Regions from separate parts of the Mus musculus genome. Here region 1 is linked to region 2. The links are chromatin loops, found by intact Hi-C in ENCODE. Cell type or tissue: heart. All regions are shown on one strand.

What was found. A loop is a pair of places that touch in the nucleus more often than their neighbours do. Peaks named below come from ENCODE experiments on the same cell type or tissue, not always from the same donor. Only the 100,000 strongest peaks of a DNase experiment are listed, where the experiment ranks them.
Region 1: a loop joins it to region 2, with 2.0 times the contacts of the local background. A loop is called at or near these places in 1 of 42 quality-filtered maps.

The regions. Positions count from the first base shown.
Region 1 is chr8:120,536,019-120,541,018 of GRCm38, reverse strand. It overlaps Gse1 (genetic suppressor element 1, coiled-coil protein), which reads right to left and starts at 3,610. Exons shown (of 16, transcript NM_001145896.1): 1 at 3,457-3,610. The coding sequence starts at 3,463. 1700016A09Rik (RIKEN cDNA 1700016A09 gene) reads left to right here and starts at 3,293. Exons shown (of 1, transcript NR_151732.1): 1 at 3,293-4,127. Mir7687 (microRNA 7687) reads right to left here and starts at 2,323; the gene lies at 2,265-2,323. In heart, CTCF peaks have their summits at 1,536, 1,888 and 2,919; DNase peaks (open chromatin) are centred at 1,438, 2,138, 2,968, 3,658 and 4 weaker places; H3K4me3 peaks cover 4,767 bases; H3K27ac peaks cover 4,677 bases.
Region 2 is chr8:120,228,563-120,233,562 of GRCm38, reverse strand. It overlaps a transcript of Gse1 not described here. Among named protein-coding and RNA genes, the nearest start is that of A330074K22Rik, 2.8 kb to the right of the region's middle. In heart, a CTCF peak has its summit at 2,747; DNase peaks (open chromatin) are centred at 472, 1,502, 2,662, 4,162 and 3 weaker places; H3K4me3 peaks cover 4,787 bases; H3K27ac peaks cover 3,090 bases; H3K27me3 peaks cover 1,754 bases.

The DNA.
Region 1 (5,000 bases), 310 kb before region 2:
TAAGAAGCCTATACCACTACACTGGGCAAAATAAATTTTAAAAAACAAACAAACAAAACCCCAACAAAACAGTAAATAACAATACAGATGCTAGGTCCCATCCCAGAGATGGGGGTTCATCTGAATGGAGGCATGACATGGATACCAGGTGCTTTTTTCCTAAACTGTAGTCAATGATGATCCTCAGAAACCAGAATACACCCCCCCTTTTTCCACACATCCCGTACTCCAGTTAATGATGACTCTTTCCTCAGAATCCCTAACAGCCAAACCCTTTTCCCCCATTTTTCATGGTGACTGAGAACAGACTCTGGTGTCCTCAAGATGTCCCTGTTACTACAGTTATCCCTTCAGGCCTAGTCTCCCTGAGGCTAGCTGTCACTCTCCTGGCCTCTAAAAGGTGGGCACAGAGAGACAGGCACCGAGGGGAGAAGAGCGGGTGTGCCTGGAGCCCACCAGACCCAGGGCAACCTGTACAAGGACACGGACTTTGCCAGAAAGGGACTGCTCAAGTAGCTTTATCTGGCTGGGGTGGAGAGCATGAGGGAGTGTAAGGAGCTGGTGGGGAGATGCTCTGCAGAGGCCAGATTAAAAGGCCTCCGGAGCGCACATTGGCAGCACGTTGGATGCTCTCTCGTTTCATCTGTCTGTACACCTCCCAGCAGTGAGTGCGAGGCCGGGTTCAGGAGGCACTCGATAAATTCTCATTGACAGGAACACTCAGAAACGTCACCTCCTAGGCTGTGGCCTGTGTGCCTTGTGGGGGGGGGGGGGTGGAGAGAAAGGCCATAGTGGGAAGTGAAGCCAGCAGTACTGGCGGGCTGCATTTGGCCAGGACTCGGAGATCTGAGACTCCATGGGGGCAGAAATTAAAGTGACTCGGCAGGTCTGCCGCACAGCCACGGGGCTGAAATGTCACCTCAAACGTAGTTCTCTGCAGGTTAAACATGCTCTCTTGCCCTAAGATCCCAGGAGAGGGAGAGAGGGAAAGGGGTGGGGGTTGGGCCTCATAGAGGGTTTGTGGCTGTTGCCACAACACGGGTAATTAACGTGCCCCCCCCCCCAGAAGGCTCCTATCCAACCCCACCAGGCTTTGGAGTAACCCAGGCTGGGCATTCCAAGGCTGCAGATGGAGCCAGGAAAAACCGGCCCTGCTGGCTCACTCCACAAGCCCCTGCGGGTTCCTGGGGGCAAGGGGGGAAAAAGCGGCAGCTGGCTATTACTCATTGCGTCTCTAGGAAGAGGAGGAGACCAGCAGCAGGGAGCTGAGGCTAGACCTCCTTCATAGCCGGGGAAATGGACCACACCTGCCTGAAGGGTCAAGGCCAGCTGGGGAAGGACTCTGGCGGGCTTGGGCGAGGGCCTGGCTGGGAAGGTGCAGGCCCAGGGTCCACCACAAAGTGGTGCAGACCTCTCCTCCCCCTTCCTCTGGCTAGAGGCGCAGGGCCCTGAGGTGGCTGCCTTTCTGCAAACCGCACAGCCCTTTGAGATCTGCAGCTTCCAACTTCCTCCAGAGACAGGGAAGTTAAGTTACTCACAGCCAGAGGCCGCCTGCCTGCCTGCCAGAGGGACAGCTTAGCCAAGAGCAACCAGAGGCTTCCAAAGGGTCAGGCTGTTTTGGAAGCTTCCCACCACCCCCACCCCATTAAAAACCTACCTGGAGGCATCAGAATCGCCCCAGGCCAGCCCCAAGGTTAGCTTAATGGGGGCCTGACAAGGCCTGATTCCTAGTAATTTTAAAATGTTAACTAACTATATACACCCCCTTTTCAACCGTAACTGGTCAGAATCCTACTAGCTGCCCCCAACAGGTCAGGGCCTGATCTGGCCTCTCTGCCTTCCCGGTTCGGAACCTGCCCTAAGGCAGGCACAACAGAGCCCAAAGCCAGGACAGGCCTCCCACCTCCTTTCCGAAGGCGTGGCTGACCCCGGGTCTCTGGCTGGCTGCTCACCAGCGCCCCCTCCCCCCAAGCCTCCTCCGCTCCAGCTGCCAAACCAGGCGACAAAAGCCAACCTTGTACCAAGCCATCAAGGCGCACACACACACACACACACACACACACACACACACACACACACCCCAGGAGGTGGTCAGGCGTGACCCGGTGGCTGTGAGAAGTGTTGAGCAAGCGGCTTCGGCACAGCGAGCCCCATCGAGGGAGGCTGCCAGCAACCCTGTTCCGGTCCACCCGGTGGGGCGTGACACCCAGCATAGCAGATGACACACGCTGCCAGTCGGAGCCTGTGCCCCGGCCCCCCTCACCTGTGGCGGGGCGACTGAGTGGCTGAGTCAGACACAGCCTGCGCCTCAGGTTCCCCGCCTGCGGGTGGGGGCGGCTGTAAACACAGGCTAAGCAACACTTAAGTAGCCAAGCTTAAGTAACACGGACGCCCAGGGAAGGCTGCTCGCCAGGGGGGCCTTGTCTTCCTCGGGAAGAGGGGGTAAACCAGTCTCAGACTGAGACACTGCCAAGCGGCCAGCCAAGACCTCCTGCCTCTTTGTCCCCCAGTGCTGGGAATCGGCTTAGGCCCGATGCTCCCTCCTAGAGCGAGGCTGCGCCTTTTGTTCCGGTCCTCTTTACAAAAGGATCTTGTATTTTGGTTTGTTTTTTTCCCCCCTTCCATTTGGTGGTCTCGCTTGTTTTCAAACCCCAACCTGTGTGGGCCCCAACCGCGACAGATAAGGCACCGCAGGGGTCTAGTAAGGGTTTAGAGTGCTTTAAATGCATGGAAGACAAAGGCTGGTTTGCACCAAACCGACCCAACTCGAGCTGGCACCCCCACCACGGGTGGCAGGTGCGCGGGGGCGCCCCTTGCTCGCTCCCGGCTCCGATGCCCAGACCTGCGGCCCCAAGCCTGCTCCTCGCAGTCCTATTCGGCCCCCGCCACCTCCCGGCGCTCGGAGAGGCGGGCAGCGGGGAGGGCAGCCCAGCTCCCGCTCCGCCTCCAAGAAGGGAATTTAATTAGCCTGCCGGAGAGGCGGCGGGCGACGAGGTGTCTCTGGTGCTGCAATATAATTGAATCGGCTCCACTCGGGCGGGCCACTCGCCGTCAGCGCGGCCGCGGGGGGCGGGGAGGCGCATCCAGGCGGAGCGGGAAGGGCTGGGCGGGGGGTTCGGAGGCCCCTTGGACTGCCACCCCAGGTAAAGCACCCCCCCCCCCATCCAACCACCTGCCTGGGCGCCCCCGCCCCATCCAAAGTTTTGCTACAACCCCGAGCCCCGGAGCCGCCCCCGCGCACTTCCCCGCGCACTTCCGCGGCAGCAGAGCCGGCTGAGCCCAGCGCGCGCGCGCGCAGCCGCGAGTGTGGCTTCAGGTCGGCCGCGCGCCCCGCGCTTCTCGTCCCTCACACCCGCGGGACCTGGCACCGGCCGTTGGCGCCCCTCCCGAGCCCACAAACTTGGGGAGAGGAAGAACGAGGGAACCCCCGCCACCATCCCCCACCCGCGCGCTCACCTTTCATGCCAGGGCCCCGCTGCTCCACCGCTCCTGACACATGCCGGAGCCACCGTCGCCCGGGTTTGTCTGAACTGCTTATCTCACCCGGGGCTGTGCGGCGGCGGCTCCGCCGCTCGGGGAGGTGGAGCTTCCGGGGCCTGGGCCAAGAAACACCTGCTGCTGTCGCCGCTGAGGACACACCCAAGCGCAACGCCGCCCACTCCCCGGCCCCGGCTCGCTCCCGGCGCCCTGACCTCAGCCGGCGGGAGGTGTCGGGTTTCAGCCGCAAGCGCACGCGCGCGCACCGACAGACCGCCCGGAGCACCCAGCGCGGTCACAACCCGCCGGGTAGGTGCCGCCCCCCGCGCTCCTGGCGACCCTGGCTGTCCGGACAGTCCAGGGGGATCTCTCAGAGGCCTCGCGGGCCACTCATCTCCAAGAGTAGGGAGGAGTGGCTTACAACACGCCTGCCATATCCGAGCCTCATAGCCGCCTCCCCAAGCGCCTGGAACAGTGCCTGGCACCTGGCCACCCACTAAGAGAGGGGAGGGATAGGCCTTTCCTTGTGCTGAGTGGAGGGGACCACACAATATAGGCCGTTGGCCTCTCTCGATCTCCAAGATGCCTGATCTATTACCACAACTTTAAAGGACTTAATGTTAAGAGCTCGGGCCACGAGCCTCTGTCCCAAAGTTTTGCAAAGTCTCCATCTCGCTTTAAGGAATTTTTGAGAAGGCCAAACGGCGGGGGCTCTAGTTCTTTAAAGAGCCCATGTTCGAGAAGTCCACGGAGGCGCCGCTGCGCCAGGGGCATCATTAAGTAGCTGGGGTTGCGGTCAGAGGCGAGGCCGCCGCCTCCAGAAACTGGCACAACCCACCGCGCCACCGGCCCCAGCGCACCGCCTTCCCACTCTTGGCACCCCCACCCACCCTACCTCACCCAGGCACTTCACGGGGATGACTCAGGGAGCGTCCTGAAATTCCTCGGCACCCACAGGCGGCGCGGAGAGGGACTGTGGGCCCCAGCGTCCCCGCCCACAACGCGACCGATCCCTAGAAACACCCCCTTCCCGCCACCCGGGAAGCGCGAGGTTACAGCGCGAGCCAGGCAGCCGGGGACCCTCGGCCGGACCCAGCGCGCAGAGAGCAGCCATCGAGGTGGCAAGGTCGTCGCGAGGTCCCGGGGTCTCCCCCGCCCGGCCTTTCTACACAGCTCTCTTAATGATCCTCCACTTTCAGACTTTCAAGCCCGGAGGCCACCGCACCGGGGGGGTTGGGGGGGGAACCTCAGCGCCGCTGCGGGTCTCAACTTTCCACCGCGGTGCCAGCCCCAAACCTGCCCCGGGACATGCCCGCGCAGTGCTCCGCAGGCGCGCGCTGCCTCCCCCGCCTTCCTCCCTCCCGCGCCAGCCGGGACAGCGCCGGGAGCGAGCGCGGGCGCCAGCACCCCCCGTCCATCTGTTCCCGATGACGCCGGCGGCGGGCAGCGCTCGGGGCCCGCGCCAGCAGAAGCCGCCGATGCCGCGGGGCGGGGGCGCACGCCGGGCCAGTCTTGCACAAGCC
Region 2 (5,000 bases):
GGTCCTCTGCCAGCATCCCAGCTGGAGGATGTTCGGTACCATCTCCCTCCCTTCCTTTCCTCTGTCTCCTTACACAAGTCCTTTTTCAGAGGTTTTCCAGTTGATTCACTCAAGGGAGCACCTACCAGGGTTCCAAAATTCCAGGAGTTTCTACAATATGACATGTCTCCCACCAAGCATCCCCTCTTAGCCCTTGCAAGGCCCTTCTGCTTCCCAGCTAAGCCCTCAGACAGCCAGCATCTGAAAGAAAAGCTCAGGGGCTAAGGGGAGGGAGAGGGAGGGGAGCCGGCCTGGGGACAAGGGAGAGGCTGTGCCTACCTACGTCTCCGCTCCTGACAACCCAGGAGCCTGGCCCTCTGCACAGCTCCCACATGTCTCTGCACTGCACCCAGGCTGGCTGACGGCCTCGCGGCTCCCGGTGCTGCGGGAAACAGCCCTTTGGACCTTCTGTGCCTGTCCCTCCCCAGGGATGCTGCAGGCTGTGCCTGCCACCGGATCCCAGCATCTGGAACAGTGCCTGCCTCGGAGCAGGCTCTCTATAAATATTTGTGGGATAAATGGGAAGAACGGGAGCCCAGAGGAAGGGCAGAGGGCAGAGGGCTCCGTCCCGGCATCCCTGGACCCTGGGAGCTGAATGATCTTCTTCTTCCCTACACGGCCATAGTGGAGTCTGAGACATGCCTGCCACCCCCGACTGCAGCACAGGCCTGCCCTGGTCTTATCATCTCTGAGGGCTGCAGACACATCCCTCTCCCAACCATACCTCCATTCAAGCTGTCCTCCAGCACAGAGACCAAGATCTTCCTCCCTACAAAGGCTCCCAGATCTGGTACTTTCTGTCTGCTCTTCCCATCCCCAGGGCTGCAGGGATTCTCTGTACTTTTCTGCTACTTAACCAGGTTCCAATGAGACTCAGGCAAACCAACGGCTGGAGCTGAGCCCAAAGGGGCAGAGGATGCCCTGAACTCCAGACTGGAACCCTTAGCCACCTGCTGCTGGCTGGGAGAGAGGCAGAAGTCTGGGGATTTACCCGAGTCTCAGTGTGGGAGTAAGAAGGTCCACAGGACAGGTGAGGGCCAAGGACAGGACAGAAATTGGTTGAATGCTCAGCTCAGCCCCGTGGGTGAACACAGGAGTGGGGGAAGGGGCCCGCTGATGGCTCTCACTTCCCACCCCTGCTGGCCTGGGACCTGAGCTTCTTTTGATTACTGAGGTCAAATTGGCACAAGGTAGACACTCTGCTGTGAAAACTCCACGCCCCCAGGGAGCATCCACCACCCACACAGCGCTGTAGCATACCTCCAGCATGCACCTGGCCCCAGGGGCTGTAGCCTTACATGATGTGCCTTCTGCCCTGACGGAGGGGCATCGGGAGCAGCTTCAATGCAGTGAGCTTGGCCAGGGACATTCAAATGTCCCCTGATTCACTTAATTATCAGAATGTCCCTACAAACCATGTGGCCTGTAGTCCTACTTCTCAGCCAAGAGAACTGAGCCCAGCCAGGATAAGAACTTGTTGGCAGACAGCTCTGCTGTGAAGACGACAGCAGTGGCAGGCAGGGACCAGGCCTGGCTTGCCCCAGAGCCAAGCTCTTCTGACACACTTCAGGCCTTGCAGAGCTGTCCCTTCCAAGACCCAGCAACAACCTCAGCATAGACTGCCACACACCTGTGGCTAAGGGAAGGCTGGGTGTCCCACGCCAAAAGCAGGTGAATCTCTGCTTATAGGGGGAGGGGTGTTGGGGGTTGCCTTCAAAACCTTAAAGGTACCTCCAGTCCAAAGCCAACTCTAGGGACGAAGGATAAGGGCAGTATGTGAGGCAGGGGGACTGTGAGCCAGGAGAAGGGTACCCAGGCACATCAGAGGCTGCTTCATAAGTTAGCCTTCCTGTGCTCAGGCATCACACATGTGTGCATGTACACACACACATGTGAGTGTGCAAAATTGCAAGACCTAGATAGACACTACACACAAACCACCATTCCTGAGCGGGTCCCACCTATCCACCTTTGTGTCTCTGTCTGCAAGACCCTGGCCTATCACTACCACATAGGCCTCTGCCCAGTACAGGACAGGACAGGACAGTCTGGGAGGAATTAGGATCCCAGCCCAAGGGCAGAACAGTGAGTACAAACCAGATGCCTGCCTGTCACTCCCCTTCCCCAGGGCCACCTGGCCAGCTCCTACCCTGGTTCTTACAAAGCTGGGTCCCAATGTCCCAGGGTCTAGACTACCTCCTACCAGGCAGACAGCTGCATCTTGAGAACAGGCCTCAGGCCTCTGCCCAACTCCAAGCAGCTGACTCGCAAAGAAGAGACCCTTTCCACTGCAAAGGTTGTCTAGGCCACTGTCCCGAGTCCCATGCGCCTGTGTCCCATGCCTACGCGTCTGGAATCTGTGGCCATCTGCTTCATAAAGCCACCGGGAAGACTCAAACGAAAGGCACTTGGGTGAGAATCTTGGGAAGGAGGAGGAGGCGGCCAGGAGCTAGTGAGAGGAACTCGCGACGGGGACCTCCGGGTGACCTGTGTGGCTGCACTAATTACCAATGTTATCGGGCATCCGACAGCCTTGCCCTGAACTTCCTCCATTTGATAGATGGGCAGCAAACACGCCCAGTGTCAGCCCCATGCCTGCTGATTCCAACAGCAGCTATTCAACCACTCCTGCCCCCAGATCCTCCAACCTCCTGCCCCATGCCTCCAAGGTCAGCCAAGCTCACAAACCAAAGAAAACGCCTCCTGCTGGGACAGACCATGCTGAACCAATACCACCACCGAGGAACAGAAGACATCTCTCTTTTGACAACACTGATGCTCCAGGAGATGAAAGCCACTACTTACCTTTGTTACTCCTGCCGTTGGGGAGCTCCAGCCAATGGGTCCCTGGCTGGCAACCCCTTGGCCTGCACAAACCAGGGTCCCGCATTCCACACAGGCACCGATGATCAGCTGCCGGCCATCATCCACCAACAGGCTGTGGCTGGCTCTCAGGGTATACAGGAACAAGGGGAGCCTGGCCACTCTCACTGACTTCAGCCCCAGACACCGTTTCTTCTCTTGCTGACAGAAGAAGCACACGAATGTGTCCACTTGGTACTGCCTCGACCAGGCGCTGACCGGCTGGTGAGCGGCTCTGGCTTCGTGCTGCAGCCACTGACCCAGCAGGTCATGATAGCAGAGCACACAGGTTGCCACCAGGCCCGTGGAGTCTGCAGGCCTGGCCCGTGGGGCGGGCGGATAGACGGTGAGGAAGGGAAAAAAGGGTTCCTTCTCGCCCAGGTGGCTGGCGGGGTTCATGCTGAGTTGGAACTCCTTGCCCGGCCCCAGCTCAGCCCCGCAGATGTAGCAGACCGCAGGCGGGCCTCCCTGCGCAGAAGCGGGCAGTTCGCTCAGGGTAGGGTCCGAGGCAGAGAAGGCTTGGTGGTACCTGCCCAGGAAGCCTTGCACAGAGCTGATGAGCTCACGGTTGTGCGATGCCCGGTACAGGGCCCAGACGTCCTCCAAGACGCTGAAGCACTTGGGGCAGCTGCGAACCTCGCAGCGCTTGTTGGGGGGCCGAGCGTTGGGTGGGCAGGGCAGGAGGCTAAGGAAGGGGAAGTGCATGGAGCCCCCAGAGTTGCCGTTGACAAGGCGGGAGGGCACAGCCCGGGCATCCCGTGTACAGTCCTCCCCACAGAGGTAGCAGGCTTCCCGCAGTAGCCCCGCGGTGGGGGCGGGAACCTCTTCCCTAGGGAGTCTCCGGGCCTTGGAGGCCATGCCGGGGGCGTGGCTGTTCAGGGGCACCACGTAGAGCCGCTGCAAGACCGGCACGTTGGCTAGCTCAAAGCTCTGCCACTGGTGTGTGAGGGACGAGAAGCAGCAGGGACACACGAGGGTGCTGCCCGCCTCAGTGATGGGCTGGGCGCCGGGCGGGGGGCTATGTAGCCACAGGAAGGGGAAGAAGGGCGCCTGGGCGGGAGTCTCCTGCTTCTGCACGTGGATCTGCTGCTGCGAGGCCGGTGACAGCGCCGAGCCACAGACGTAGCAACAGCGGGCCTGGCTGTCCGCGGGTATCCGGGGAGGCCGCTCCAGCCCTTCGTCCCCGAGGCTCCCGGCGACGTCGTTGCCCTCGGGGGTGCTACTGCGCTCTGGGGGCGCCGCGGGCCGGCTGGAGGCGGCGCCGTCCGTGCCGTCGGGCGCAGCGGGGCCGGGCCAGGGTTCCTGGATGCCCCTCAGCACGCTGGCTCGCGGCTCCGGAGCCCAGTGCGCCCCTGGCCCCGTGCGCCGGCGCCGGGCTCCGGACTTGCTGGAGTCGTGCGCATCCTCGGGCTCAGGCTCCGGCTCCGGCTCGGGCTCGGGCTCGGGCTCGGGCTCCGGTTCGGGCAGCGCGTCGGCGTCCGACAGCTCCGACAGCTCCGAGTCGCGCGCGTCCTCGGTGTTCCACTCGCGGGCCCCGCGCCGGCCAGCCGCGCTCGCGTCGCACTGATGCGGCCTCTTGAGCCAGTACACGCGCTTGTCCACGGGCGTGCGCGCGCGCTCGAAGGCGGCCCACTGCTCGGCCAGGAAGCAGCGGCACACGGCGCACACCAGCACGCAGCCATCGGTCGCGCTCAGCCCGCGCGCGCCGGGCGCCGGCTCCTGCTGCTGCAGGAACGGGAAGAAGGGCTGCGCGGGGCCCGCCGGCCTCACCGGCAGCTTCAGCTCCTTGCCGCGCGCGATGCCGCCGCCGCAGATGAAGCACGACAGGGCCGCGCCCGCCGCTGCCATGAGCCGCTGCTTACGGGAGAGCGGCGCCGCCCGGCCGCTCATGGCCCGGCCGCCGCGTCCGCCTCCGCGCGCCCCGCGGCTGCCGCTGCTCGGGCCGCGCGCACCGAGGCCCCGCGCCCAACTCGCAAAGTTTGGCGCGCGGCGGCGCGCACGCGGCCCGGGGCGCACCGAGGGTCTCCGCGGCGGTGCCCGGGGCTGCCGAGTCCCGGCGGGTGGCGGCGCGGGCCCAGGCGGCGCCGGAGAGCGCGCCC